2 separate regions of the Homo sapiens genome follow, and region 1 is linked to region 2. Evidence: chromatin loops called from intact Hi-C (ENCODE). Cell type or tissue: MCF 10A. All regions are shown on one strand. Each heading gives the region's core, and the rest is flanking DNA. Links, peaks and the distances in the headings are about the cores only.

Region 1 (16,138 bases), core at 3,763-11,762, 170 kb after region 2:
CCTATTACTGGGTATATACCCAAAGGATTATAAATCATGCTGCTATAAAGACACATGCACACGTATGTTTATTGCGGCACTATTCACAATAGCAAAGACTTGGAACCAAGCCAAATGTCCAACAATGATAGACTGGATTAAGAAAATGTGGCACACATACACCATGGAATACTATGCAGCCATAAAAAATGAGTTCATGTCCTTTGTAGGGACATGGATGAAGCTGGAAACCATCATTCTCAGCAAACTATCGTAAGGACAAAAAACCAAACACCGCATGTTCTCACTCATAGGTGGGAACTGAACAATGAGAACACATGGACACAGGAAGGGGAACATCACACACCGGGGCCTGTTGTGGGATGGGGGGAGCAGGGAGGGATAGCATTAGGAGATATACCTAATGTTAAATGACGAGTTGATGGGTGCAGCACACCAACATGGCACATGTATACATATGTAACAAACCTGCACATTATGCACATGTACCCTAAAACTTGAAGTATAATAAAAAAAAGTTTGTTGTTTTAGTTAAGTGAATATTTAAGCTACAGATTTCCAATAGGCCTGTGTCCATTTTTATTCTTTTTTATGCTTTCATAGAAGCAAAATGTAAACTTAATATTTTTACAAGTTTTGACCATTAATGGCATTATTATTTTTGTACCACAGCCCAAACCGTAAAATTTTACATGATTTCAATCAGTTTCCCCGGCTCTTCTCACTTCTCAGGGCCTTCTTAGGGGCAAGCATGGTTCTATTTGTCAACCTGCCCCATACACTTACCCACAGAATTAAGCATACACTTCTCAGACCCAGTCTCTTTCTGTGCGACATATCTTGAACCACCCCCCTTACCTGGACTCCTTTTGTCTCAGCTCTGTACCACAGCAAAGTGGACTGTGAACAGGAGGCAACTTCCCCTGCTACAAGCTCTGCCTCCTCTCTAAATCTTGAATACCTTGCCCCCATCTCCATCTGTGAAGATCCGAGCCACCTTCCTTGTTAAGAGCCACGATTTTTCTCTGCTTACTCTGTGTCAGGTGTTGTCCTTAGCACATCATAGTGCATCATCTTGTGTAATCCCCACCACAACCTAGGAAGTGGGAAATACCACGATGTATTTTACAGATGGGAATCTAAAGCAGAGAAAAGTAAATTTGCACCAGGTCACGCTGCTGGTGTGTGGGTTGGAGTCAGGACTGAAACCCAGATCTGTGGATTCCATGCCCAAACCACTGTGCTGCTTTAGACCTTTCTCAAGAGCTATCTTAGCCATACAGCTTTGCTTCATTCCCCAACCGGTTTTTACAGATCACACTTTAGAACCGGAGAGTGGAGACTATTTTCTGTTTAATTTCAATGCCCTCTTGCAGCACCTCACACTAGCCCTTTCACATAATGGGAGTTCAGTACATACTTGTTAAATTAAATTTACCTAGAAAACAATTAGTCACAAAACTTCATGGTCTTGACAGTAAACTCAGAAGTTCAGAGACCATGGGCAGTTACAGAAGGCTTATGTGGACGTGGAACTCGGTTAGGCTTTGATTACCTGGGTGGATTTGGTGAGTGAGAAGGAAAGGAGGGTCTACTCCACATGTGGAGATCACCTAAAGGAAGTCAAGGGAGGAGGAAAGATCATGGCATACCAGAGGAACCGTGAAAAAAGCAGTGCCTAGTAGACACAATGACTTAATGTGCTTTGGGGAAGGATATGAGATTGGGCAGATTAAATAGGCTTTATGGATTATGGAACGATTCGAGTGCCAGGCAAAGAACTGTGGGCCTAATGCTTGCTGATGATTTAGATATTCTTCTGTGACATTGTGTTCCTGACATTCATCTATGTGGTGTGTAATTTTAGTTCATTCATTTTTAATACTATATAATATTCCATTGTGTGACTATATCGCAATTTATCTATACTAATATGGTTGAACATTTGGGCTTTTTTCCTAGTTTTTTTACTATTATGAATGTTGCTGCTGTGAATATTCTTTTATGTGTTTCCTAGTGCATATATACCATTTCCCCTTGTGTATATATATATATCTAATGGCTAGGTCGTGTGACATGCATGTCTTCAACTTTTTTGATAAGGGCAAATCATTTTCCCAAGTGGTTGTGACAATTTACACCCCACCAGCAGTGCATGAGTTTCTGTTTTTCCATATTCTTGCCAATGCTTGGTTTGGTCATACTTTAAAATTTTTGCCTACTTGGGGGATGTGAAATGTTATCTCACATTTTCATTTCTTTATGGTATTTTGAGATAAGAAGTTCTTTTTATTGTGGGTCTTTTCCCTCCATAGTTTATGCTTTTAGTCTCTTCTTTAAGAAACAGTTTCCCATCACCACGTTATGAAGATATTTATCTTCTTAAAGCTTTATAGTTTTGCCGTTCACATTTAAGTCTCTAATCCACCTGAAATTTCATTTAGATGTAGGTATGAGAGTATTTTCTTTTTTTTCTACACTCCTTTCATGTTTGGTAAACTGTTAAAAGTGAGGAAGTCTGGTGTTTAATCTCTGTGGAATTTTTAAACTACTAATTCAATTTCCTTAATGGGTATAGAACCATTCATGTTTTTATTTTTTCTTAAGTCAGTTTTATGGCTTATATTTTTCCTTAGAACCGATCCATTTCTCCTAAGTTTTCCAATGTATTTGCAAACAGTTGTTCATAATGTCCTCATATTTTTTTAAAAATCTCTGCAGCATCTGCAGCTATGTTTCCTTCTTATTCCTGATATTGCTTACATGTGTTCTCCATTTTTTCACTTTATCAATCTTTGTGGAAGTTTGCAACTTACCAGTATTTTCAAATAGTCAGTTTCAGCTTCGTTGATTCTCTATATTTTTCCATCTGTTTTTGATTGCACTAATTTATGCTCTTTAATATTTTTCCCTACTTTCTCAATTTATTCTGTTGCTTTTTCTGACTTCTAATGTTCAGTCTTTCTTCTTTTCTGAATAAGTGTTAGAAACTATAAATTTTCCCATAATTATCAATTTAGCTTTATATCACAAGTTTTGAAATGTAGTATTTTGTTGTCATTCCATTTTCAATATTTTCTCATTTTAATTATAATTTCTTACTTGGCCTATAAGTTATTTAAGTGTGTTTCTTTCTTTGTTTTATTCTTCAATGTTCAGTTAACTCATATTTAAAAGATCAAATTCCCCTAAATTTTTATACCATTTGCATACTCACAGTCCCTTAGACCTTTCAAACCACAACTGTAAGTTGAGTATATCTAATTATCTCAAATACTTCAAACACCCAAAATACAGATTTATACATCAAAATCAACAAAAGCTTCCTAAGTATGTAAATCTAGTAAGTTAGACATCAATTCTGCAGTTCAAATTCTCTTAACTATTTTATCTGAAAACCACAGGTCAAGCATAACAAAGAGCACACAATGATAGTAGAACTCATTAGTATATAAAAGTGTAATTATAATTTTTAAAAATACCTTTCTTAAGACTGTAAATTTATTCATACAAAAAAATAGGACAGAATTGCCTTCCTAAACCCACTGAGGTTACTCTATCACCTTGCTACTCAAAGTATGGTCTACAGACCAGCAGCACCAAAATCAGCTAAGAATTTGTTAGAAATGCAGATTCTCAGGCCCACCCGAAACCTCCTAAGTCAGAATCCTTATTTTAATAAGATCTCCAGGTGGCTTGCAGGCACATCTAACATTTGAGGAACACTGATTTCCAATACTCAGTACGGTAATACAAGTGTGGGAAAAGGCAATTAGGTGACAACTCTGTACTGTAACAGGTCAAAGAAATTAAAACTCCTGGGTGGACCTCCCAAGACTAAACTAGGTGCTCTTAGAGTGAGTTCTTTCCATTCTCAAATTTTGTCTGGCACACCAGACATCTGGCTTTCAGATGAGATACAACCAATCACGTAAGTTTTCTTTCTTTGCAACATAGGGCTTTCTCTGAAATTTCCCGTTTAATCTGTATTATAACCTCCTACATTAAGACCTGGTGTGTCTCAGTGGAAGTCTGGACACACGATTCATGCTGCAAGTGTGCACCTCTTCCCTTTCATAATCTAATATGTGTCATTGATATTCATTCTCATGTGACAGTGTGGTTCTAAAGGAGTCTGGGAACAGGCTGCAAGAAGGGAAATGGTTGTTGAGCCAGGCCTAATAGAAGGCCGTGTCTGGCAGCTGTCAGGAAGCAGAGGGAAGTTCCAGGCATTCCCAGTGGGCAACCCCATTTCCCTCTTTCCACACCTCCAGGCCCTGAAAATGCATAGGTGAAAATGGATAGGCAGAAAGGAAAACGGAAGCAAGAACTAAAGCTCCCTTGTCTGAGGCTAGAATATTTACTTGACAGAGTCAGCCAGTGTTGATCTTGATTTCCTGTGCCAAGTGAGCATGTGTTAGCTGCTGCCCAATGAGAAACATTAATGTCAGCAAGAGATTATATTTCCATTTCAGTTGCCCTTTTCACCAATATACAAGAAGTAAGTCATATGGCAAGGTCAATTAATTGTTGGTCTAACTCATTGTTATAATTATCCTCCCCTAAGGAAGAAAAATTGGTCACTGGGAATAAAAAGTCAGTGTCCTTGAAGCACTGTTTCTGGGTTATAATACTGCACCTGACTCTGACCCTATTGTGAAAGCTTGACCAAATCTCCATTAATTTCTCTGAACCACAGATTATTTATTCATTGAGCAGGAGGACTAGTTACAGAATAATCAGTTTTTCTAGTAAGAACTGCAATCAAGATTTCCTGACCTGACACCCATGCTTCTAGAATCTTCCCACACCATTTATTAAATAACACAGTGTGTGACCCAGGGCTATTTTCACAACTCTGGGCTTGACAACGGATCTCTTAGAGATTTTTGCTCAGTACCGAAGTTCTAATCACTCTCTTATCTCAGCCACCCTCAGGAATCAAGAAGCAAACCTCCTAGAGAATAGTTCAGTATTGGGAGACTTATGAGCTACTGACTTCTGTTGACTGAATGACAAACAGAGGTCATAGACTCTGCTGCCTGAGTCTGAATCCTGACTCAACCACTTACTGTCTGCCTTGAATAAGTTAATTAACCTCTTTTTGCCTCAGCTCCCACACCTGTAAAATGAGGCTAATAATGAGAATTATCCCACAGTGTTACTGTGAGGATTAAATGAGACAGTACATATAAAAAAGTGTCTGGCATGTGGTAAGCACTCAATTATTATAAGCTATGTTTATGAAAACATTTAAATATAAAATACCACATTAAATACCCATTTTGGTACACAAATTATCTCAACATTTCTTAAAAGCAGATTTTTCCATGCATTCTACTAAAAAAACAGTTTTTGGTACTTAATTGTGGTAGACATCTCCCATAGTATGAGGAATTCCAGAATCATTGATCTGGGTGTTCTTACCTGAACTCACCGGCACAAGAAGAAAACATCTAGAATATGGCTGACTCCTGACTCAGCCTTTTTCTTTTAACAACAGTAGGACTTTTAATCATTGCATTCAGAGTAATACCTGTCAATCACCTTTTTTTCTCTAATTAAATTTACCTGGAGTTCATTTTAAAGACAATAATTTGTTCAGCCAAAAGTGGTTGCATATTTATGCCACAATTAGTTAAGGACTCCACAAATGAACCCCTCTCTCTGAGCCTCTGTGAAGAAAGGAGAACGCAGTTGAGAGCCCAGAAGATTTCAGAGCAATTAAGCCTAGAAATGCAGGTGTTTGAAACACCTGTTTCCCCTCCCTCCCACGCCTGCTGCCCTGGCCACCCTTGTCAGTAGGTTAAAATAATTAACTGACGCTATCGGAAGAAAAGCCCAAGCACTGCTAAGGGCAACAAGTCTCCTTTTCTCCCCTTTCTCAGATTAAATGAGAAAAATAAAAAGGTTCATGGGTGGTCTAAAAACAGGAGAGGGGAAAAAACCTTTCCTCTTCTTTAAAAAAAAAAAGACAAAACCAAGTGACAAGGAAGACATTGTTTCCCTCAAGCAAACTCAGTGGCTTGCTTAAGTTCAGAATTCTATGTTTGTTTTGTGAAAGTGATTGCAGCGCTGTTCATGAGCATGAAAAAAGCTATTTAAGGGATATTTATGTGAGGAAATAAAGCAACTGGGGAGACTGTAATTTTGCCTGACCTGCCTTTTGTGAATACCTGCAAATTTATACTAAATCTCAACAACAGAGTCCCTCCCAAGGGTAAATTGTGGAAATTTTATTGGGACTTTTAAAAATGAAATAGGCCATAGCTAGGAAATCAAGAAATTGTTTTTAAAAATAAAGGAAGTTCAATGTGGCAATTTGATTCAATTTTGGCCATGATGTTTTGTGTATCTCAGTTTTGTTTTCCTGAGTTTCATTAAAGCAACTGTTGAATACTATTTGGCATAACTCGGAAAGATCGTGAAGATAGTTTTGTTTTTATGATTACTGGCACTTTCCCTCTCTATTCAAACGCTTTTATTTTTTTGAGACAGGGTCTCACTCTGTCACCCAGGTTGGAGTACAGTGGCTCAATCTCGGCTCACTGCGACCTCCGCCTCCTGGGCTCAAACGATCCTCCCACCTCAGCCCCCCAAGTAGCTGGGATTACGGACACGCGCCACCACATCCGGCTTTTTTTTTTTTATTTTATTTGTAGAGACGGGGTTTCATCATGTTGCCCAGGCTGCTCTCGGACTCCTGAGGTCAAGCCATTCACCTGCCATGGCTTCCCAAAGTGCTGGGATTACAGGCGTGAGCCACTGTGCCTGGCCTCAAACACAAATTTAAGAAGCTTTATGCATTTTAATTGGAACATGTGATTTTGGAAGACAAGGATGATACAGGCCAGAGGACCTGCCAGAGTTAGGAAACTAGTTCAGTATTTAAGTAAATATGCATGCACCTACACTTTTCCATTTTTTCAAAGATAATCTAAGGTGACTGGTCCAGCTAGACTCTGGATTTGAGTAAAAGCTTTGTGACAATGCCCACATGAAATATACATTGCAGGAAGAGAATGGATTACCACATACTGTTAATTTCGTCCATAATTCTGACCAATGTATATTTTTTATAATGCCTGATGGTTTTATAAGTATTTTCTCATTTGAGGTAAGGCAGGTCTCATAACACCTGTCCTGGAAACGAGGTGGCTAAGGTGTTGGATCGAGGCAGTCACGGAGAGGGAAGGAGAGCATCTCCGGTTATGGAGGGAACCTTTGAGGACTTAAGCAACTGGCCGCCTATACAGGAAGTGGTAAAACTGGGCTCCTGCAAGACCACCTCCATCCCTCGCCCCAGGTTTCTTGACATCAGATCCAGTGCTATTGACACCACCACCCAGGCCAGGTGAATTCTTCTCCAGTATAGCACTGCCTTTTCACAAACCAGTGTTGAGGCTCACTGTTCAAAGTGGCCAGCTCCTGAGAGCAGCATTAATTTTAAATGGCCAGCAGGTGGCAGAGTAAATCCTAGTCCCAAATCTATTTCAGTAGTTTTAAATCATTTGAAACTAACAGCTGAAAACTTCATTATCAGTTCAAATAAGCTTAGCATTTAAGGTTTCATTAAAATATCGGCAATTATAATATGTAATATAGAGACCTAAGACCACTGTCAAACTAAAAGCTGATTCTAACACATGGCTTGCTTTTTTTCCCCCCTGAGCAATCTAACACAGTTGTAAAGTAGTTTTTTGTTTTTAGTTCTGTTTTCCTCTTACTGTGCTACTTAGTGAGAGAGAAATGCTGGCTTGCTACTCATTTTAGTTCCTTTTCTCATTAAGGAAATATTTTTAATAGCTGCATGTGGCATGAATCCACGAACAGTACAGCTCTGTCTAGGTCCAGGAATGTCTTTATTAAGGGTTCGTTACTAAGCACCAGTTTTCCAACTCCTCCTAGCCTGGTGCTCTGGGGAGATAACCCAGAGGAACTGCTCAAATTACATTGCACTCCTTGGCTGTATCCTGGGCGGCTCTAAAGGGAGGCGAATTAGAGAAGACTCTCTTCATCAAAACCTTCCTCTCCTTCATAGCATCTTACTTCATGGTGTCGTAATTTAAAGGATCTGTAAACCTTGAGGCTCCCAAATGCTTTGTTTAATGCCTTCTTCAGCTGCTTTCATGCATTCTTAGCAAGGACCAATAATGATTAAAAGGGGTTTCCATCCAAACATTTGCAGAGATTTTTACTTAAAATACAATCTTCATATAGTGTATCCATACGTATACATTCATTTCCATACATACATGCATTTGCCTTTACATGTATATATATTTACATACATTTGTACAAGGATCAAATCTCATTACAATGAATTTCATTGGATTATCTAATTTCCCATATTATCGTGGAATTTTGCTGCTTCAAATATGTTTTAAGTAAATTAAAGGAATTAGGTTCTAAGTTGTAGAAACTATACCACCTACTATCACATAACTTAAGAACTTGAAAATGTTTAATCTGAATTTAATTTTTTGATATGAGATTTGCCATATGTTCATAGGCATCCATAAATCAATTGATCTTAAAAAAGCACATTGAGATTATACATATAAATATCTAATTATATATGCTTTGTCTTTTTTTCAGAAAAAAAGGTTTCAAAAGGACTTAGAGAATTACAGGTTACAAATATTTTTACACAATTAGCTGCTAAGATTTAATTAAAAATGTATTAACTGATGCTTCTAGAATGACATAATATCTTTTCAAGCTGATATATATTTCAACTGACCAAATAAAGGTAAATGTTAATAGTGCAAGTTAGCTGTCTACTTGCTCTCTAATTCACTGCAGTCAGCAGTTGAAGAATGGAGCTTATTTAGAATATCTCAAATCATGTAATAACACTATTCCTTTTTAAATGAATTCAAAGGAACTAAACGGTATAAGAATCCACCAGTAATAGAACAAGTGTGTTGACGGTAATTGTAGAAGTCATTTTGCCTTTCCTTGAAATTGCAAATTCCATTTCATAACCAGGTTAAACTCCCTTCTGTGCCAATTTCCCCATCAACAAGTACACACACATATTTTTCATAGACCCTGAACCATCCCCTCCAGGATTATTTATTTCCTTATTTTTTTAAGAACAATGTCATACCCACATAAAATTTGCTTTAAAAATGTGCACTTTTGTTTGCTTTTTCCAACATTACATGTTTATTTTACAGATTGGGTTGAGAGCTGGAAGACTTTTTTTTCCTGTTTCATCCTAAAAGCGTAAGGATCAATGCCAATTGTATACTTAGATATCAAGGCAACTTTTCCAGCTGTGCCCTAACTGTTCTCTATTGTGCTCCTTACCATGTCCTTGGTGTCATTTTTCTGATTTGAGTGAAACCTATGCAAGACATTAATTGTGTCTTATTACCGGTTCTTGCTCTTCTTTTCAATCCTGATAGGTATGAATGCCCCAAGAGAAACACAACCAATAAAACAAAACAGCAGTATATTCCTCTATACATTGTTTGTGAAGCAATGAATATGTGAAAAATTCATATTTGCCAGTGTACTTCAGGGCATTTTGGGAGGCCCTTTAAAAAAATCCATTGGTCTGTTTCTACCACAGTACCACTTCAAATCTGACTATTGGGCTGATTTAGCCAGAAGGGCAATAATTATGAATCATTTCCTTTAAATATTATAGCATTTTGTGCATCAGTGCTCAATACTAACAAAATTAAAAGTGCTGGTATAGCAAAACTAGGGAAAATTTAAAATGGAAAAGTATATATGTTACTATAGTTTCAGAATAATTATTAATAAAGCAACATTTTGGCTTGTGTTATCTACAGCCTGGATTAAAAGCAGTGAAGAAATGAGTGAGCTAGTGGAACCTACATCCAAGTTGCATTTAAAGTATTTTCTAAATATGTGGCATAGGCCTGATGTGGTGGTGGCTCATGCCTGCAATCCCAGCACTTTGGGAGGATGAAGCAGGAGAATCTCTTGAGGCCAGGAGTTGAGACTAGCTTGGGCAACATATTGAGGCCCCACCCCCCAGAAAAGAATATGACTATATGGTATACAAAATACTAATTTTGATTTTAAATTTGATAAGTTCTGCTTTAATATAGAAGTCATAAGAGTGAAATTACAAAATGGTGTAAAAATCACTTATTCAGATAATCCTTATAATCTCCAGAGGCAAAGCATGACTACGAGGACCAAACTCTTCAACCATACAGCATTACCTTAAAAATTACTTACTCTTTTGTTCAGCCAGAAGTACTAGAGATTATAAGAAATGTGAAGTCCATCAGCTATTAACTTCAGGCCTGACTAAATAACAGCTAATATAATTGGAACACTTTTATCAGAGAGCAATTTCTGGAATAAAATATACATCATATAGTAGGAACACAGTTTTAAGAATTACAGAGAACACTAACTTAAAGTGATAAAATTTTTTCATTTCAACATAGTCTTTTAAAATTTACATATTTTTATTTATGTCCGCTTGATTAATAACCCCATTCTTGGGGATGCAGTGGGAAAGAACAATACTTGTCATTTTTGTGCACCAACATTAATTTATTATAACACTAAAATTTTTGTAGGTTTAAGTGTGTTCCCTGCAGTTTTATTAACTGTGAAGATACAGAGAATATATTTTGAGTGGAAATAAAAATATATCCTTAACAATAACATTATCAAGGGTAAACATCTTTTGACAATTACAAGTTGATTTTGGTAACACATTTCATTGTATAAGAAAAGGTGGATATTTTTTAGGACCAATGGCCTGAAATTCTACTTTCTTGTATTGAAAAAGGTTAATTAGGAATTGAGCTCAAAGTTAATTTTTTGAAGGTCAGCTGCTATGCTATTGGGTCCTGTGACCCTGTCTCAAGTAATCACAGCATTAACATACAAGTTATAGCTTTCCTTTCACTTGATGACATAATCTCTTTAATTGGTGTCGGGAAGCCTGCATGTGAAAGAACCGTGGAAAACACCTAGAGACTATAATTTTACTCTCTCCATTCACAGGGCAAAAGAAACAAGCCTTAAGAATGTAGTAGAAACTCATTACAACCCATAGGCTGTCAACACAAAGCCCTCACATTTCAACCAAGGGTTTTAGGAATGATCAAGTCCGTTTAGTTCTAAGTTCGGCTGGTGAACTATTAACCTTTTCAGAAAAACTGGTGAATGCTACATGTCACATAATCTTCTTTGAGAAAGCTAAGAGGGTGGATAATGTTGTTTAACTGATTAGACATAAATGTGAGAAGATAATATTTGCAAAATTATTAAGTGTGCTCTCTGAAAGAAACTACTGGAGTGAGACTCCCTACCTCTTACGTTTCCACAGCCCTTTACATAATTCTCTTTCATAAATTCCACGTGGCTCATCATGCACACTTGAAATGGCCCATTTTTATTTGGAAGTTTAAACTTACCTTTTCCAGGGAGCTGATCTTCCCCTAGGTCAGCATGGTTGTGACCCTGTTTTCCCAGTGGATTCTGCCTAATAAAGAAGAAAGCTACTGTGGAGTAGCCCGTGAAATACCCACTATGACACTTTTGCAAAGATATGCTTTGGGAAAAGGGAGCAAGGGGAATGCTGAAGTTTGTTGAGCCCATCAGCATCAGTTTAGCAACCACTTACTATAGCAAAGGATAAAAATGGACCCTCTTCCTGTTCAAGAAACTAGTTCTGATTTTAATAAGTAAGTAAATATTCAAAACCACTTAATTCTACTAAAACAACAAAATCATGTACCACTGGGCCCTAGAAGGGAACAGGAGCAAAACCTAAAACATGAATTCTATTTTGATAAAAAAATTTTTTGATCCCAGGGGTGTCTCTGCTGAAATATAATGGTGGAAGGTCCTACTGAAAAATTCTAGGCCAATTATACCACAGAATATATTTTCAAACGTTCCTCAGGCAAAGGAAACAGGGTGAGCTCCTTTGCTTATGGAAGGGCTCTTAGTAGGCTATTAAAGCAGCTCCTGTCCTTATAGCACACAATATTTCAATTTTGTTACCTTTCCACGATCTTTTTACCTCTTGAGTTCTGACATGCCTTTTAAAACATTAGACCATCCAAGCAAGAGGTCCTGTGCCTGGAATGCCTTGTGCTGAGCCTTATATTGGGTGCCATCAGCAATGTGGCAAATATAGGGATATGTCATCTAGCAGAGATATAAAATCATCACTTAGAACTGGCTTATCTTTGGTTCTGATATACCAGGCTCTCCCTCTTGTGCCTTGTCTAGACAAAACTGCCCAGCAGGTGTGGGAAGAGATGGAGGTAAAAAGGGCAGGTAGGTGCTTATGATTGCAAACAGTACATATGCCTGCCTTCCTATGACACCTACTAGATAATTGCTATATTAGGTATTGACATGTCTTTAATCATGTCTCTGTGTAAGTAATAAATGAGTCTTTTGGGATCTGTTTTGTGTCCCATACACTCTTACATTTTTCCAGATGCACAATGCATATAACCAATCAAATAACAGTGTTGGTTGTTTTAATCACAGGGGCGTAGCAACTTTCATTTTTAAGACTTTTCAAGCCAGAAATTAACTCATTTTGCCCTGTTATTCAGATTTAGTCACTGGCACAATTTCATTAATAAGCATAATAATAATGGACAAATGCCTTAACTGCTTTTCTGCTTTGTTTCATCCTCTGTGCCAATCTGGTAAAACCTCAGTGATATCAAGGATTGACTCTACCCTGGAAATTGAAGTATTTTTCTCCTCCAACTCCTCAGTAAAACCAACAATGCCGTTTTCCCATCAGGTTTGTTAGCAAAATCTGAACTCTACATCTAACTAAAATTGTAATTGACAGTAGGGGATTTGTATTCCTTCATTACCTGGGAGCTTTCCCCAGCAAGAGGAAATAAAAATCACAAACACCTGTTAATGCCACTGCAATTCTAATCATCCCTGAGTAGTATCTATCATATCTTCCCCATGCTCTTCAAGGAAAGTCCTTATCCTAGCACGTGAGGCTATGTACAGTCTGGTGCTCAAATACCTCTCCGACCTCCAACCCCCCACCATATTGCCCTACTCTCAGTCACTAAAGTACCATGATCTTTCTCTTTTTAGAATCTTGTATGATGTTCTCTCTGCCAAGAATTTCCCTTTCATCTAGGCAGTTATTAACTACACATCCTTTAGGGATTAGCTTTGGTGTCATCTCCTCCAGAAAGTTTTACCTGCAAGCTTAATAACCCTTCCCCTACATTCTGGGCCATATATCATGCTAAGTGTTCCCTTAGGACCCTGTGCCAAACTCTATCCCAGTACCCTTTATATGTGCTACAACTGTATGATAATCCTCTGTTCTCTTGAAGGCCAGGGCTGTATATTTTTTTTATCTCTGGATCTCCAACTTCTAGAACAGTGTCTGGCACATATGGGTGTCCTGTGAATATTTGTTGAATGCATGTTTCAGTGAGAGTATGTTGTTAATATGTGGGAAACCATTTATTTTTTGTGAAAATCATTTTGTATTATAAAATCCTTGAAGTGTAGAAACTCACACATATAGTAATGCTTACTAATCTATTTAAAAATATTTTAAGTATTATTTAAAAATTAATAAATCCAATGATCTGGTTTTAAAACAAGTGTGACCATGTTGGATGCTTCTTAACAAAGACGCCAGCATAATCTTTTTATAGGGAATCAACTTAAGCCCCATGCAGGTCACTTTAATTGTGTCCTCTAGATTAAGAAGATGAGCTATTCTGCCCTCTCTTGTCGTTACCCCTTCCTCTCTGCCAGGTTAAAATTTTAATGGGTATTTAAATGCATATCTTTGAAATGGTGACTGAATTTTGACCAGCAATTTATGGCCTCGTCACAGAGGGCATAATCAAGAAATCAAAATCCTGTCTGTCATTTTTGTCCAGCTGTTGTGCAAATCAATGAGCATGCATCGCCTGTGTGCCTTCAGCAAAGCAGGCATTTGTGACTGCAACTCTGAATAGAAGTTTTCCTGTTTACCTTTTTATCACTTATTTAAGTTCTAGGGAGACAGACCTGGCCATTTTGTTACAGAATGGGTGTTTTCAATGCAAAGGAAAAAAAAATCACAGTTTTGAGTTTTTACAATGTTTGCCCCTTTTCCCAGCAGGGATGTGTTTTGAGTGCCAGGAGACAAAAAGTGTGGCCTCAACAAGCAGAATTTTAAAAAGAACATCATTTTCATTATGTAGTCAATCTCAATTACAAGCAAATGTTTTCTCTGTGGAGACTCTTCTCCTTTCAGGGCATTATGTGAGCCTCTTTTGTGGATTGAGAGAAAGGATCAGTGGTCAATAGGGAGCAGAGTGCTGTGTACAGTGGATTTTTGTATCCCTCGGTCTCCTACATAATGCGTTTTGTCAGGAGAACAGCCCGCCATCCTGAGCAGATTTGCTGAATTAAAGAGCACAGCAGGGATAGGAAACTTGTTGCTAGGTGACTGACCGCCGCTGCTTGGCGGGTCTGGGCCGAAGGTGACTCTCTGCTTTTCTTCCACTACTTAATCTTGCCTTTTAATCTGCATCTATAATTAACTCTGCTAATGCCACACATCCATTTGTTTCTTCTTTACTGCACTTCAGGCAGCCAATTTATCATTATTTAGTCTTTTCACTCAAACAACAAACTATTTTTTCTCCATTAGCGTCATATGAGGCGAAACGTTCTGCAGTGCAAAGAAAGATGTAGACACAGTAGATATTGCCTCACTTCCTGTGAGAATTTTCAAGGTACTTTTTGCTGATCTGAATGGAAAATACATCCTTGAGGAAACACTTCTGTTGGCCATTATCTCTACAGCTTGACTGGGCCTAATTAATTGAAATGTTCTTGGTGACTTTAAATTCCTCTCAGTGGTGACACATTATAAAAATTAAAAATTACTTTATTTTTTGGAGGTTATATAATTGTTCAGCACATGGTGTTGCCTCCAATATCTTTGCAGGATGTATTCTCTGTGGTTATTATCAGCCATGGGGCCTGGACATGGAGGCAAAACCTAGGGATGCAAAAAAAAAAAAAAAAAAAGGAGGGACTTTGCAGAATTCATTCTAGCAGCAGCATCCGGAATTCAGCTTGGCTGATGTCAGCGGTTCAAATGTGGTGCTGGACCCAGAGGGAGAACTAAGGTGGCTTTAAAGGACCAGGTCTGTGGCATGATTTTCAACACTGCTCCTGCCTAGATGGCTCCACTGCTGGCTCGCTGACCTTCCTAGACATTCTATGTGCTCAGACATAATCTAAGAACTAAGAAATGTAGGTCAATAGGCCTTGGCCTCCATTTCTGTATTCATACAGGCAGTCTGGTGTAAAGATGTGACCTGGAGACAGGCTGACTGCCTGAGTTCAAATCCCAGGTGTACTACTTACATGTTGTTTGACCTGAGGTAACTTATTAAACCTCTCTATGCCTCAGTTACCTTGACTCTAAAATAGTACTAATAATAGTGGCTGTCTCATTAGGGTTTTATGTCTCATAGGATTAAATGAGTTAACATATGCAAAGCAATTAGTGCTTATCAGCTATTATTATTATATTGACAATATAATGGAACAGTCATCTGATTCATTTTTTTCCATGTCTTAAGACAAAACTGCATGTTCACGGTGAATAAAAATAATACCTTTCACTAAGGGTTTTTACAGCAGTTTAATCACATGATCTCATTAATCCTCCAACTCCTCTAGTTTTGCAAATTCTTAATCTATGTACAGAGACTGGTTACCATACCAAAGACAGCTTAAATGCACATTTTTCTTAAGAATGTATATTTTATGTGTACTGTAATTGTAAACTACAGTTTGGATTTTTAAAAATGTTCAATCTGACCCACTTAAATTAAGGAAAGGCAGGTTATGCAGGCTTTTATCCCAGACATATTTGGAGAGCATTAGGCTGTAATTAGACTAACTGGGGCTAGTTGGAGGTTGTGATGGCTCTACTTCAGTGGTGCATAAAAGCATCTTGTGCACAGAGAATTAGGAAGCCAGAATAAGGACCATTAGGATGTCATTTACTACATTTTCATTTGATCAATTTGTACTCTTTAATGTGAAGGCCTATTTTGCATCTTTTATGAGGGTGTTAATTCTTTGCCTTTGACTAATACATGTCTATGAAATGTGGCTG
Region 2 (16,138 bases), core at 3,796-11,795:
CAAAATATTTGGAATGAAACCTAAACTTTCACTGAACATAGTGGTCCACACTATGTAATCCCAACACTTTGGGAGGCCAAGGTGGGAGTATCACTTGAACCCAGGAGTTAGAGACCAGCCTGGGCAACATGGTGAGACACTGTCTCTACAAAACAGTAAAAAATTAGGCAGGTGTGATGACATGCAACTGTAGTCCCAGCTACTCAGAAGGCTGAGGTGGGAGGATCACTTGAGCCCAGGAGATCAAGGTTGCAGTGAGCCTTGATGGGGCCACTGCACTCCAGCCTGAGTGACAGAGCAACATCCTGTCCCCAACAAACAAATAAAACCCCTGAACTTTGCCAAAGGGAGCAGCCGTTGGTGTGTTGTATTTCTTTAGAGTATCAGTAACCTATTATATTAATCAGCAGTGATGAGTAATTAAAGAGAAATCTAATTCAAATAGGAAAAGAAAAATATTGTTGCCTTTTGTTGATTAGGTACAGAAAATTTGGTACCATATTGTAAAAGTACCAATTTCCTTATCTCACCCAAGTTGATACAAAACCATCATTACCACTGTCTGCCATCTCACAGAATCACACAAACTACTGGAGAATTTTCATCTTCCTTTTCACTCCCTACCAAAGCATTCATTTATTCATTTAAAAACAATTGCACTCACTATATAACAGCTTATGAGCTGTAAATACAACAATGGATAGAACAGACAAAAATTCCTTCCCTCATGGAACTTACATTCTGGTGAATGGGCCTTTTACTTTAATGATTAGATTAAAATAATGCTGTGAAGTATGCATGTGGGGGGGGGGGAGGTATCAAAATGCTATAACTCATTTATTCATTTAGTTATCCATTAGGCATTAAATTAGGAAGTGCATGTTACATTCTGAAACTTACCTTTTCAGAAGTCAGTTGCCAGTATAATGAAACACTTGCTTTGAAATGATGAAAATTAGATTTCAAATAAAAAACTTTTTCATTTTTATAAATTAACATTAATAGATTTTTTTAAAATTAAAAATAGCAAAAGTTTATTGCAATCCATGTAAATAAATGATGCAGGAAGGCATAAGGAAAAGTAGATGACCTTCCCTGTGTGAACTCTCACCTACCACAGTAGGCTAACCATAGCTCAGAGCCTGGGATGAGCCTTCCTACAACATTCCCTTTCTCATATAAACATTCCCAAATATTATAATTAATTTTATGTAATTTCCATTTTCATTTCATTTAAAAATGATCAAATATCAGCAATATCCCTATGGTTTTTTGCTTGAACTTATAAAAACAGTATTGTATTATACACTTCACACTGAGACTTGCTTTTCCAGTTTACCAATATCATGAACATCCCTCCAGATAGATTTAGTAGATTTGACACTTTCTTTTTAATCACTGTCTACTATTCCATTGAATAGATATACCACAATTATTCAATCATATCCATTACTGATGGGCATTAAAACTGTTTCCTTTTTGTATTAAATAACTACAACCAATGGTTTATATCCATGTGTATCTGTGTTCCTTATATACTGATGCTGTTATTTCTATGAGATGAATTCCTAAGAGTAAAATTGCCGAATTAAGAGTATATTTAGGTTTGTTTAGATATGCAAATACTTACCATTGTGTTTTAATTGCCTACAGTATTCAGTACAGTAACATGCTATACAGGTTTGTAGCCTAGGGTATAGTATCTATCCTAGGTGTGTAGTAAGCTATACCATCTAGGTTTGTTTAAGTACACTCTACGATGTTGATATAATGACAGAATCGCCTAACAACCCATTTCTCAGAAAGTATTCTCATCATTAAGCAACACATGGCTGTGTTTGTTCCTTTGTACTCCGTATTACTTCATGCTATTTCAAATTTTGTGTTCTTTTAAATTGTGTTTTCTAGTTACTTGCTGCTGGTATATGAATATGAAATTAACTATTATAAATTGCTTCGATAACAAGGCACTGTGCTAAATTATCCTATTTTTAAATTCTATATGTTTTCTATGTAATTAAACCTATTATTAATAATATAATGATAGTCTAATTTCTTTTTCCAATACTTATGTCTTGATTTCTTTTTTTTTTTTTTGCACTGTCAGGAATTTCTAATACAGTGTTGACTTGAAGTGATAAAATGGGTAACATTGCCTAGTCCCTAACTTTATTAGGAAAGCTTAAAATTTTTCTGATTTAGGATTATGTTTGCTGAAGTTTTTTATAGATAGATAGATAGGCAGAATCTTTAGGTGAAGAATATTCTGTTTCTTTTACCCTCCATTTTTTACTACAAAACTTTCCAAATATACAAAAGTTAAAAGAATAGTACATGATCATCCATATACCCACTAACTATTAGCAATTTGTCATATTTGTTTCATCTATAAGAAATATAAATGGGGCTATGAAGGCTGTGGGAAATCGTACAGTGATTGAAATCATATATAAACATAGCAATGTCTTTGGGGTCTAAAAAATTAGTGCTTTCTAAACTTTATGAAGGAGTTTCCAACAAACGACTTATTAATGTTGATCAGCACATTGGATCGGAATGTTGGAATGCTGGCAGCAGGTTTGTAGGCAGATGCTTGTTCTTTAGCAGACATAGCAAGAGAAGAAGTTTCCAACTTTAAATCTGACTTTGGTTATAACACTCCACTAAAACATCTTGCAAACAGAGTGGACATGTATGTACATGCATATACACTCTACAGTGCTGTTAGATCTTTTGCCTTCAGTTTCATGTTAGGGTCTTACAGTATGAATGACAGTGCACAATTTTCCATGATTGACTCATCAGGTGTTTTATATGGTTATTGGGCCTGTGCCACTGGCAAAGCCAGGCAAGCTGTAAAACAGAAATAGAAAAGCTTCAGATGAAAGAAATGACCTGCTATGATACTGTTACAGAAGTTGCTCAAGTAATTTACATAGTACATGATGACGCTAAGGATAAAGTTTACGAACTCAGCTGGGTTAGTGGTTTAACTAAAGGAAGACATGAAATTGTTTCAAAAGATATAAGGGAATAAGCAGATAAATATGCTAAAGAATCCTTGAGTGAAGAAGACAGGTCAGATGATGATAATATGTAAAATTTACTCCAGTATCTATTCTATGTTAAATTCCTATTACAATCCCGCGTAACTATATAGCCCTGTGGATTACACATACCCACTGACCAATTTTTTATTAAATTTTCATCTTGTAAAAGACAAAACAGAAACAACAACAAGATAATTTTAAAAATTAAAAATATTACCCCACTACTTTCTGGCCTCCATGATTTCTAATGAGGAACCCGCCATCAGTCTTATTAAAGATCACTTGTACATGATGAGTTGCTTCTCCATCTTTGTCTTTTGATAATTTGATTATGTGTCCTGGCATGATTCCTTTTGCATTTATCCTTCTTGGAGTTAATTGAGCTCCTTAAATGCTTAAATTCATGTTTTAATTTTTAAAAATCAAATTCAGGAAATTTTAAGCCATTATTTGTTCAAATATTTTTTTCTGACCACTTTGTCCTGTCCTCTCCTACTGGGATTCCCAATATGTGTATTTGGTTTGCTTAATGGCATCCCATAGGTCTCTCAGGCACTGTTTGTTTTTCTGCATTCCTTGACTGAATAATTTCAAAGGACCTATCTTTATGTTTGCTAATTCTTTCTATCATCCTGCTCAAATATGCTATTAAAATTCTCTAGAGAAATTTTTATTTCAGTTACTCTACTTTTCAGGTCGAGAATTTCTGTCTGGTTTCTTTTTATAATTTCTATTTTTTATTGATATTTTCTATTCATTTATCATTTCCCTGATTTTCTCTCACACTTTCTCCATGGTTTCCTTTAGCTCTTTGTGCATATTTAAGACAGTTTGACTAGGTAGTCCAATGTCTGTGCTTCCTCAGAGATAGTTTTTGTTCATTTCTTTTGTGAATGGGCCATACTTTCTTGTTTCTTTGCATGCTTTATAATTTTTTGTCAAAAATGGAAACTTAAAAGCAAGATAAAGAACAGTATTATAATATTTATTTAATAAACTCTTCTATAGCCAGGTATTTTTCTGCATGTTTTACAAATATGAAATCGTTTAGTCTTCTGAACAATCCTGTGAGATAGTGTTGTTATTATGTTCATTTTACAAGTGAGAAAACTGAGGGATAGAGAAGTTAATGTCATTGCAGCTAGTAAATGGCAGGGCTGGGATTTGTAGGAGGTGGAACTCTAGAATCTGTGCTTTTTCTCACTGTGCTGTATTTCATCTCTGTAGCTAGAGATTACTCTTTTTTTCCATTTATTCTTTATCATGGTAAAATATACATAACAAAATTTACCATTTTAACTATTTTTAAATATACAATTCAATGGCCTTAAGTATAATCAAATTGTTGTGCAAATGTGATCCAAATTTGCAAACATTTTTTCATTATCTCAAACTGAAACTCTGTACCCATTAAACAATAACTCCCTATCATCTTCCCCTGGCCCTGGTAACCACTATTCTACTTTCTTTCTCTATGAATGTGAGTATTCCAGGTACCTCACATATATGAAATCATATAATATTTGTCCTTTGATGTCTAGCTTATTTCATTTAGCATAATATCCTCGAGGTTCATTCATGTCGTAGCATGTTTTGGAATTTCATTGCTTTTTTAAGGCTGAATAATATTCCTATATATGTATATTCTACATTTTGTTTATCCATTCATCTGTCAATAGAAATTTCAGTTGTTTCCACCTTTTAATGAATAATACTATGAATATTGGTGAATATTTGTGTGACAGAAAGATAAATATTGTATACTCTTAGTCATATGTGGCAGCCAGAAAAGTAAGCTCATAAAAGTAGAGAGTAGAATTATGGTTCTTAGAGGCTGGGGAGAGTAGGGGCAAGAGAATGACAGAGAGAGGTTGGTTAACAGACACAAAATTACAGCTAGATAGGAGGAATAAATTATCGTGCTCTATAGTACTATAAGAACTATATTCTGAATATGGTTAATAATAATGTATTAATTATTCAAAAAACTAAAAGAGAGGATTTTGAATATTCCCCACACAAAAAATGATAAATGTTTGAGGTGATGGATATATTAATTACCCTGATTTGATCATTGCACATTGCATACATGTATTGAAATATTATTCTGTATCCCATAAATATGTACAATTACTACATGTCAGCTAAAAAGGAAAAATATTTGTGTAAGTTCCTGCTTTCAGTTCTTTTGGGTATAGATCCAGAAGTGTAATTACTGGATTATATTATAATTCTATGCTTAACTTTTTAAAGAACTGCTATGTTGTATTTCACAGTGGCTGTATCATTTTACAGCCCCATGAACAACACATAAGGGTTTCAATTTCTCTACATTACTAGCCACACTTGTTATTTTCTAGTTTTTGATAGTAACCATCCTAATGGATGTAAGATGGTATCTCATTATGGTTTTGATTTGCATTTTCCTAATAATTAGTGATGTTGAGCATCTTTTCATGTGTTTATTGCCCATTTCTACATCTGCTTTGAAGAAATGCTGTATCAAGCCCTTTGCCTATATTTGAGCTGTTTTATGTGTGTGCTGTTGTTGTTGTTGTTTTGCTATTGTGAAGTTATAAGAATTCTTTATATATTTTGAATATTAATCCATTATCAGATATATGATTTGCAAATATTTTCTTCCATTTGCTGGTTACATTTTTACTCTGTTTGATAGCTTACCACTTTAGTTCCCTTTTTCTTCATTCAGTATTCACTTTTGGAGATGTAAATTTTTTTGTCTGTTTTACAGAATTCTCACAAACTTGATTCTGAGAGTTTTTGCTTCAGTTTTTGATTTTTCTGTGGAGAGACATGCTCTGGGAGCTACCTACTCTACCATTTTTGCTGACATTACTCTAGCTGCCTTTTTCTGTAAATAAAGTTTTATAGGAACACATTTTTGCCCACTCATTGTTATACTGTCCATGGCTGCTGTGTTAGGTATCTCCTGACATGGATCCCTCTCCCTTAATATTCACGTCCTTATGCAATTCTCCTGTTTCAATGGGGGCTGGATCTAGTCACTTGCTTCTAACAAATACAATAGAGCAAAAGTGATGGGAAACTGGATATGGTTGCATGCATCTGTAGTCCCAGCTACTGAGGAGGCTGAGGTGGGAGGATTTCTTGAGTCAGGTAGTTCAAGGCTATAGTGCACTATGATAACACCACTGAATAGCCACTACACTTCAGCCTGGGAAACATAACAAGACCCCATCTCGGGGAAAAAAATGATGGGGTGTCATTTCTGTGGTTCAATTTGAAAAGACTGTGACCTCCTCTTGCTATTATTCTCTCACTCTCGCCTTCTCAGCTTGCAAGCATGGATGCAGCAAGCTGCCATGTGTGCAAGGCCCACAGGCAAGGAACTGAAAGTGGCCTCTACTAACAAGGAATCAAGGCTCTCACTCAAACACTCTATGAATCCAATCAACAACCACATAAGTGAGCTTCAAATCAGATCTTTTCCCAGTTGAGCCTTCTTAAGAGACCATACGGCTGGCCTACACCTTGATTATAGCCTTGTGAGAGACCATGAAGCAGAGAACCCTGCTAGTTTATGCCAGGATTTTGAACCACAGAAACTGAGATAATAAATGTGTGCTATTTTATGCCACCAAACTTTGGGTAAATTGTTACAAGGTATAGACAACTGATACAGCTGTTTTTGCATGACAACACTAGAGTTGATTATTGTTACAGGGACCATATGATTCATAAAGAATAATATATTTACTATCTGGCTTTTTACAGAAAAAGTTCTGTGTGAGAATGCAAGCAAGGAGGCTGGCAGGTATAGTCTTCCATGACTCAGAAAGGAGGGAAGAACCAGCTCCACGAGCACTAGTAACTAGATGAGCTACATGAGCACTAGACAATTACTGCCCTCTGATGTCCTGATGTACATCAAATGTCTATTTTGAACTCAAACTGCTTTCTTGGTATGACATCAGAACTTCTTCTTAAGTGTATAAAAGTTGAAGGCTCAGGAGAGCCAGTGATATATGTGTTCTCCCACACCACTCACAATCTGGTCCCCTTTATTTCCTGGAAAGTCCTGCAAAGGCTTTGGAATGAGACTACTTCAGTGATTCTGATGAGGAGTAAGACTTGGAAATTACCACTTTAAACTTCCCCAGAAAATCTCTTTTACAGAATTAATGTGCTTAACATACTGGTTCACAGAATAAGTGCTTCTTAAAGCAAAAGGGAATTTACCCTCTATCTGGGCCAAATGTGTCATTTTCTAGGTGAGAAAAATGAGGCTCGGAGAGCTTAAAAGGCTTTCTAAAGGCCACAGAGCCCCAGGTTTAAAGGAAAAGTGAAAGCAGATTCATTAATTCTCACCCCAGGGCATTTAAAAACTATTATTTAATTCAGTCTTTGAGCAAATTATCACAAGATCTGATTCAATTAAATGTGAATTTATATGATTTTACTGCATTAAGAATCATCTGATCTGCATGTTGGTTGAACAATTTACGTCAAGAAAAGTCTTTTATTACTTAATTTGCATTTTCTACCGAAGGCACCCATAAATAAGTCAGCATCGCCCTCTACTGGATGATTTGTATTTGTTACTCATTCGTTGCATCCAACATGATTTATGTAGAATTTTGGATATTTTTTCTTAATTTCAATGAAAGGTACATGAAAACCAGGACATTCCAGCTGTTTGGATATTCCCCTATGCCTATTAATCTGGTTGGATAACATTTTCCTCTTCCAAAAGAGGCCTTGATTTTCTAGTTTTGAGAATTATAAGTTTAAACAATGAATTCCAACATGTTAACAAAGAAGGAAAAGACAGAGTCAGAGAAACCAAGAGATGCAGATAGAGATGAGGAAAAGCTAGAGAGAGAGATATTAGAAGAGAGGGACAATTCTGGTCAGAGTGAAAGCAGACTGTTTTTCTACTTTGGCAGCTTCAAAAATAAACTCAAATAAATGCTTTCTTTGTGGCATCACTAGCTGCAGTTTTTATAATGCATATGCTAGTTCTAGCTCATGGAATAAACTTTTTATCTTCTTGAGACCACATTTAAGCTGTGAGCTGGGTTGACTACAATGATCGGTTCTTCTGCCTGTGAAAATGGTATGCTCCTATCAAAGCAGATTAAATTGTGGTTGGTTGGGAGTCAGCCAGCAAACTGTTAATAGCATTAAAACTGACTGAATTGCGGCTTAAATTTCGACATATAAGGTAAGAAAAAATAAACAGTAATAAAAAGATACCACTGCACACTTAGCTCTCACATTACAAAAAAAGAAGAATAACAAGTATAAATTAAATCATGTGATGTAAATTACTATAACAAGAACATCTAGTCGCAGTTGCAACAAGGCAAATGCAAATGCAAATGAGTGAGTCATCATTTCTGGGTTAAGCATCTGCAACCCAGACTCTTCAGCCCCGACCTCTATCATCTAGCCCAGAAACAGCTTCAGATCCTGGAAAGAATATGGGCTTTGGCATAGACACACCTGCATTCAAATTGCAGCTCTGCCACTGTGTGGCCTTGAGAAAAGCCTTGCTTTCCTTATCTGTAAGGTGGAGGTAATTGTATATAATTCATACAGTTTGGGAGAAATTAAATGAAATAAAGCATAGAAATCACTTAATACAGTATCTGCCATATATGGCTACTACACAACTCCAGGTGACACACACAGGCCATCATTTCCAAGCAACACATCCAAAACTCTCTCTCTCTCTACCTCTTCGTCCCTAATTACTACCCCCACTATTCACATGGTTGTCCAAGCCATAAGTTTGAGCACCACCCCAGATTCCATGTTCCTGCTCACCTCCATATATGCTTGCAAAACTTCTACTCTGTCTTCAAGACAGTTCAGGTGTCACCTCTCCTGGGAAGAATCTGGATTTCTTTGCCCCTCACAGACTAAGTTCTTGTTCTACTCCCATGTTCCCAAGCGCCCCATATATATGTCTATTAGACAGCTAGTTATACCATATTGTTGTGACTTGTTTCTCTTTCCCACTGGGCTGTAAGTACTTTTAGAACAGAGAATTATATATGATTCAAAGTTTTATCCCTAAGTTATATCAATGTACCTGCCACATGAAAATGCTGGAAAACATTTGTAGTATAAATGAATCAATGACCACATAAACGTGTTGGAGTTTCTTTTGTTTTATTTTAGCTATATGTATGTATTTGTTATTTATTTTTTAGAGACAGGGTCTTGCTGTGTCGCTGGGCTGGAGTGCAGTGGCCTCATCATAATTCACTGCAGCCTGGATCTCCTAGGCTCAAGCCATTCTCCCAGGTCAGCCTTCCCAGTAGCTGGGACTATAGGAGTATGTTACTACCCCCTGCTAATTATGTAAATTATATTTTTTGTAGCAACAGGATCTCATTACATTGCCCAGGCTGGTCTCAAACTCCTGGCCTCCAATCCTCCTACTTCGGCTTCTCAAAGCACTGGCATTACAGGCGTGTGTCATGGTGCCTGGCTTGGAGTTTCTTAAATGTTCATCTCATCCCTTTCCTCTATAGATTCTGAACCAATTGAACAACAGTCAGGAGTGATGTGAAGAATGCTACATGGGCTAGGTGAGATGGCTCACACCTGTAATCCCAGCACTTTGGGAGGTTGAGGTGGGAGGATCACTTGAGGTCAGGAGTTCGAGACCAGCCTGGCCAACATGGTGAAACCCCGCCTCTACTAAAAATACAAAAATTAGCTGGGCTTGGTGGCAGGCACCTGTAATCCCACCTACTCGGGAGGCTGAGGCACAAGAATCACTTGAACCTAGGAGGAGGCGGTTGCAGTCAGCTGGGAGCACACCACTGCACTCCAGCCTGGGTGATAGAGCAAGACTCCGTCTCAAAAAAAAAAAAAAAAAAAAAGAATGCTACATGGACCGGACCTTCAGGCAAGACCAGGCTTCCTATTCCTTCCCCCAGGTTTAGATTTCTTGACCCTGTAAATCAGCTAAGATTTGCTCAACAGCCGCATTCCCACTGGGGAAACAGCTACCTGCCCCATACCTACCAGCACGGAGTGAAAAACAAGCCTGCCTCTGGAAGCTTGTCATTGGACCTTGATCCAGCTGTGATTACCCCATAGAATCAGGAACAGAGGAAAAAAGATGCCCTTTGCAGGCAGGGCAGTTCTGAAAATGAGAATGCTTACATCAGTGCGGGTTGCTCCCTGCACAGGGTGCCAGCCAAGGAGCAGGTGGGGATTGAAATCCAGTCCACATTTCACTAGCCAAGCTATACTCACTGGTTTGAATCCATGTTACATAAAGATACCATCCGTCCATCAAGCCTTGTGGACAGAGGGCTGTGTCCACCCAGAGGGAGCACTTTTGTGTCATCTGTACAAAAGCTCCATGTGAACTCATGGGGTTCTTTTCCCCAAATCTCACCAATCAAATGAATCTTTTCTACTCCCTTGTAGAGGAACATCATAGATGGAAGTAAGGCCAGAACTTCCCTTCCGAATACTTGCAAAAGAACCTAAGTTTTATTTTTATGAGCTAGGAAAGGAAGGGAAGAGTTCTACCTAAGACAGATAAGCAGGGAGAAGAGAATTGGCGTTAATTGAACACATACTGTATGCCGGGCATTGGAGAGCATGTGATATGGATAAGCCATTTCATATTATTTGACCAAGTGTGTTAAGATTGATACTTCAGATGAGCGTCTTGAAGATTACATTAAAGAAGACCACACATCCAAAAGTGATGACACTTGAATCCAAAGTCCATCATCTACTACCACTCTGTGGTACTTTGTACTCTTTCAACAAAAAGTCCTACTGGCAGTGACTATTCTTTAAGATTTCCAGGAGCTGAGGAGCATGGCGCTGAACAATACAGACACAACTGTTATCCCATGATCTGCAATGAGAAACACAAGCCAGGCAGGATCAAGTTTTTAGACAGGTGTGTTCCAAAAGTTCACTTCAAGACTAATGCTTAGCAAATATTTTTTCTAAGTTATAAATAAAGATTACTTTCCTGAGTTAGCTCAAAAAATTGTTTTTAGTGTGGTTTGGACCCTTAACCCCTGAGATAGAGCTTCCCTGATTCTCTCTGATCATCGAGTCCCACTGGGTACCTTTGTGAGCCAGTAAACTCCCAGGTGGACTGGCTGTGTAAATGAGGGGGCTTGTAAAGCAAGCAACATAAAACGAAGGGTCTATGTAAAAAGTCCTACAAATAGGGCTTTGAAAATCTCTATTGCAGGGTTTCTCAAACTCAGCACTGTTAACATTTTGGGCCAGATAATTCTTGGTTGTGGGCGCTGTCTAGTACATTATAAGACATTTAGCAGCATCCTTGGACTTAACCCACTAGATGTCAGTAACAACCTCCCACCATCACAAGTTATGATAATCAAAAATGTCTCCAGACATTGCCAAATGTCCTGTGTGGGACCAAAATAGCTCTCCATTGAGACTTCGGAGTGCAATGGCTTCTGAACAATGGCCTATAACCATTTAGGTATTCCATAACTCTCAAAGGCCTAAAACCCAGGTTCTGTGAATAAATTCACTAATGTGTAAAAAAGCATAACATCTTAAAAAGTAAAACACAATTTTTGATGGTTGTGAAGGGCTATTTAAAAATTTTTAAAGATTTAATACCTCTAAATACCTAGATTTTTTAATACCTAGAAATATTTAATACTTTTTCTCATATAAAAGATGATTGAAGATTGTTTTTCAATCTCAAATAAAATATACTGTTCCCCAGACAGTGTAAGATATTTTAGAATAAGAATTAATTAAGAATTATGATACTCTTATTTTCAGGTGGTAATTTAGTATCAACAACAGGCCTTTTCTTTGGCTATAAACAGAAAAATGTGGGTGTGGACATAATGAAGCAATTGTACAGTTTGAAATAGTGAATAACTCACATCCCTCATAGAGAAAGGGTCATGCTACCTTCACAACGCAGGCCAAGAAAATTCCCATGATCTAAGCCACATAGAAGAGTTTCAGATTCCACAAAATACTTTGAGCCCCCTCCTTTATTCTCCCATCCCATTATTCTCTGTTTTTGAATGATCAAAAAGTGAAGTTTCCTTCACTTTTGGGCTAATGCCCAAATGCCCTTTGGGAAAGTTCAACTTCTCTTTTATTTGAAAATTAAAATTCTTATCTGATGAACTTCAAAATCTCCATCCAAAGATGAATACAGAGGTTATGAGTTGCTCTAGCTCTCTAAGTGCTACATAAAACAGACGAAGAATAGAATTCCAGGACTCGGCCTTCCCAGTCCGCTATAGACATTATTATAATTCTCCAACTGAAAGCCAAATTCTGGCTATAAATTCTGGCTATGTTACCATTAAGCTGACTTCTCATCCACATTTTCTAATACCAACACTTTCAAAAAGAATTGAAAACATATATGGTTAGTATATAAGCAGAGTATAGCGGCTGAGAGCTGGGATGCTGGCACCCAATGACTTCGATGCAGAATCTTGGCTCTGCCACTTACTAGCTTGTGACCTTGAGACCCTCCACCTCAACCTCTTTGTGCCTGTTTCCTCAACTACCCAGTGGAGATAATAAAAGTGTTCATACCTTAAGGTAGTTATAAGGAATTAATGAGTCAATATTTATAAAGCGCATAGATTGGTATCTAACACACAGTAAGTGCTAAAAAGGTATCTGTTAAACAAAATTATACAATAAATAGAGCAACACAAGGCCTTTGTCCCATTATTACAATCATGAAATGCTCTAGGGGAAAAATGAGAAAACAGGCTTTTTGTTTTTGCTACTGTCACTTCCTTCTTCCAGTCCCTTCTTCCTTTTTCTGTGTCTATTTCATGTCTTCTTTCCAGGTTCCTACCAGGGTGTTAGCAGAGAACAACTGGTGATGCTTAAGGTGCCAGTCTAAGCTTCCTTCGCAGAGGTGCCTTTGAATTTCCCCTGGAGACTCTGAAAAGCTAAAAAGCCCGCAGAACTTAAAGAAGTGAATCTCTAGCCCTGCAGCATAAGTGAGGAGTTGTATTTTCAGAGAGGGGGACCCTCCAGGCCTGGTCTGCACACTCCTCAGGCTGGCCCTGGGGAGAACAGTAATGCAAATTCATACCTTTGAGCTAAAAAATTAAATTTAAAAAATAAGCAGCCTCAAGTTTCTGCAGTCTAGCATATGGCAACTGTGGCACTGTCTTGAAATGAGTCATCTGAAGCCCAAGTTAGAAGCAGACATAATTTCCAGATGTCAAAAAAAATATTTTTCCCTAAACAGAAAAGCAAGCAAGATGGAGTGCAATTTTCAAAACTGCTTATTTTACTAGCTGTTAATGTTTACTCACTTCTGATTTTCCCAAGATTATCCCCTTGTAAGCTGCGGCCTAAATGCATTTAAATTGCCTTTGAATATACCAAGCAATGCTTACTACCATGGAAACAGAACCAAGGATATGCAAGATGACTCCTCTGGGGCATAATTTGGTGCTCTAGATACTTTTGATTGGTTGCTCCCTGCTCTGTCACCTCTTCTCTGAAATGTAATCATGTTGGTTGGATTTATTTTTATTATCCACAGGAGCACACAATTCACCAAGTAGTGGAAAATGCCATTCATTCATCAAAGTCCTTCCAGAGAGACATGGGCGGCATTAGCGAGCAAATCCTTATGTGTCAGAAAACACGGGCAGATTGCTCCAGAAGGATTTGGGCCTTTGCCCAACAGTCTAGGAGATAACCTGCACCTTTAAAAATGTTATTTGTGTAGGAGAAAGGACTACAGACTGGTGCCCCAAAGAATGCTGCCTAATGCCCTGGTTCTGGAGAATGTAAGTGGATAGTAGTTGTACACTTCTGTATAAATGGTATATGAAATAATAATAATAAGGGATGAAAACAGAAATATCCAATTCCTGGCTTTGTTGTTAAGGTATTTATAAGCTCAATAAAATTACTTAGCTCTGTTTTTTTAATGTAAAATGGCCATTTGTAGAGTGGAGTAGAGAATAGGACTTGGGTTCAGTTTGAGGTCAATGTTTGTAAACTAATGAATCCTTTGGATGAAGGATCTAGGCATAAAGAACAAATAGTATTTCCCTTGCCTGTCTCATCAATCCACAATGAAGATGAGAGAAAAATATCAAGGTCAAGTCTGTTGTTTTTGTTTAAAAAATACCATCTGAGCCGAGAGCATCTATCTTAGCCACTTGAAGGGATAATGTCCTTATGCTTCCTACAAAACTTGATTCATGTAATGTGTACAAACACAAAACAAACAAATACTGTGATTTTTGGATTCATATTTCCTTCTCTTTCTGGAGTGCCTTGAAATTCTCTGGGCATATGTCAATGCATGGGAACAGAGACCAGCTGCTTCTTGGAATAAACAATATCACAGCAATGAAAAGATGCAAAGGCCAGAGTTGGACAAGCTGAGGCTACCTGACCTTCACTCTGCACAGAAATGATTGTGGCATTTAGATGTTGATAGATGTTGAAATATTAAAACATTGACAACTAAGTTTAAGCTCTATAGTACAGAAAAGTTCCTGTATATCCCTAAGAAATATATTAATAAATATATTTACAGATATTTCTAACAGAAAAATTGGCAAGGAAGGTGGACTGATCATTTATGTAAATGAATATAAAATTAGTTCATAAAAACTTGAGGGGAATTTAATTAATAATCAGAAAAATTAAAAAACTATTTTATAACTGATTCGCAAAACAATTTAATCATTTAATGCTGGCAGAGTTATGGAAAGTGAGGCAGACATATGTCATGTTTGTGGCCAACGGCATCTTTTGAACAATGTTCTTATATTTGGAGAAGTTCTTATGAGTTCTGCCTTTTAAGGAAAAATAAATAACTTATTTTCCCAACCTCCTTTGCAACAGAGACGTAGACATGTAACCTAGGCTCCACCAATCAAATATAGCCAATTGAGATTTTGTTAGAGAAGAAGGAAAAGGGAGGATGCAGATGCTTCACAGAGTTTATTTTCTGATGGAAGTGACAGCAGAGTTCCTGGCACCAGCCAGTGCCCAGACTCAGCAAATGAGCTGTGGTGGTATTTCCTGATGGCAGCAGCACGCTTTTCTCCAAAGCAGTCCTGGAGGGTGATGTGAGCATCCTTCATGGCTGTGTAGTCTTCCAAGACTTACTCTCTGGACTTCCAGAGGACCAGTTAATTCCTAAGGACACTGGTTAAATACAGCATGTTCATTTGCATATCCTGGGTGCAAATATAAATAGGAATGCCACTTCAGTATTGTATCTCAAGTTCCAGAAAAAAATTACCTTGCATTTATTAAGCCTTCTTATAAAAATATGTGCCAAGGAAATAGCCCAAAAGAAGAAAAATGGCAATATGAGTGGGCAATTTAAAATTTCAAAGGATTGGAAACAACCTGCAGGCTCACCAACAGGGTAGGAGTTAAGTCAGTCGTGGCATACTCTTGGTAGTCAGTAGAATGCCAGCATTTCTACATGGTAGGGGCTTGGGATACACTCTTTTGTAAGAGGGAGGACCAGGGACTTAAATCTGCATTTAGATAGAGTATATGCTCTTTTTACTTAGATGGAATATTTATTTGGGGTTGCTTGTGGGTAATGAAGAACGGGACTGGAGGGCATTAAAACCTGCCACAACCATCTCTCTATTGGCAAACTATTACACAGTGAATAAAATAACTACCAGGAAGTATTTGGGTTTTTTTAAGTTTTTAATTTTGGGGGGTACATTGTAGGTTTATGTATTTATAGGTTACTTGAGATATTTTGATACAGGCATGCAATGCTTAATAATCTTATCAGGGTAAATGGGGTATCAATCACTTCAAGCATTTATCCTTTGTGTCACAGACAGTCCAATTATACGCTTTAGGTATTTTTAAGTTTATAATTAATTTTTATTGACTATAGTCACCCTGTTTTGATAGCAAATACTAGGTCTTATTCATTCATTCTATTTTTTGTACCCCTTAACCATTTCCACTTTCCCCTTCTGACCCCCCAGTACCCTTCCCAGCTTCTGGTAACCATCCTTTTACTGTCTATCTCCGTAAGTTCAATTGTTTTCATTTTTAGCTCCTGCAAATAAGTGAGAACATGTGAA

What was found. Hi-C counts contacts between places; a loop is a spot of excess contacts. Peaks named below come from ENCODE experiments on the same cell type or tissue, not always from the same donor. Only the 100,000 strongest peaks of a DNase experiment are listed, where the experiment ranks them.
Region 1: a loop joins it to region 2, with 2.5 times the contacts of the local background. A loop is called at or near these places in 3 of 110 quality-filtered maps.

Annotation. Positions count from the first base shown.
Region 1 is chr14:60,342,642-60,358,779 of GRCh38, forward strand. No RefSeq gene overlaps it. Among named protein-coding and RNA genes, the nearest start is that of LINC02322, 28 kb to the left of the region's middle. In MCF 10A, for the core only: a CTCF peak has its summit at 7,441 (motif pointing right); a DNase peak (open chromatin) is centred at 7,460.
Region 2 is chr14:60,176,918-60,193,055 of GRCh38, forward strand. It overlaps the pseudogene PSMA3P1. Among named protein-coding and RNA genes, the nearest start is that of DHRS7, 20 kb to the left of the region's middle. RefSeq lists an enhancer at 12,983-13,102. In MCF 10A, for the core only: CTCF peaks have their summits at 7,604 (motif pointing left) and 11,350 (motif pointing right); a DNase peak (open chromatin) is centred at 7,604.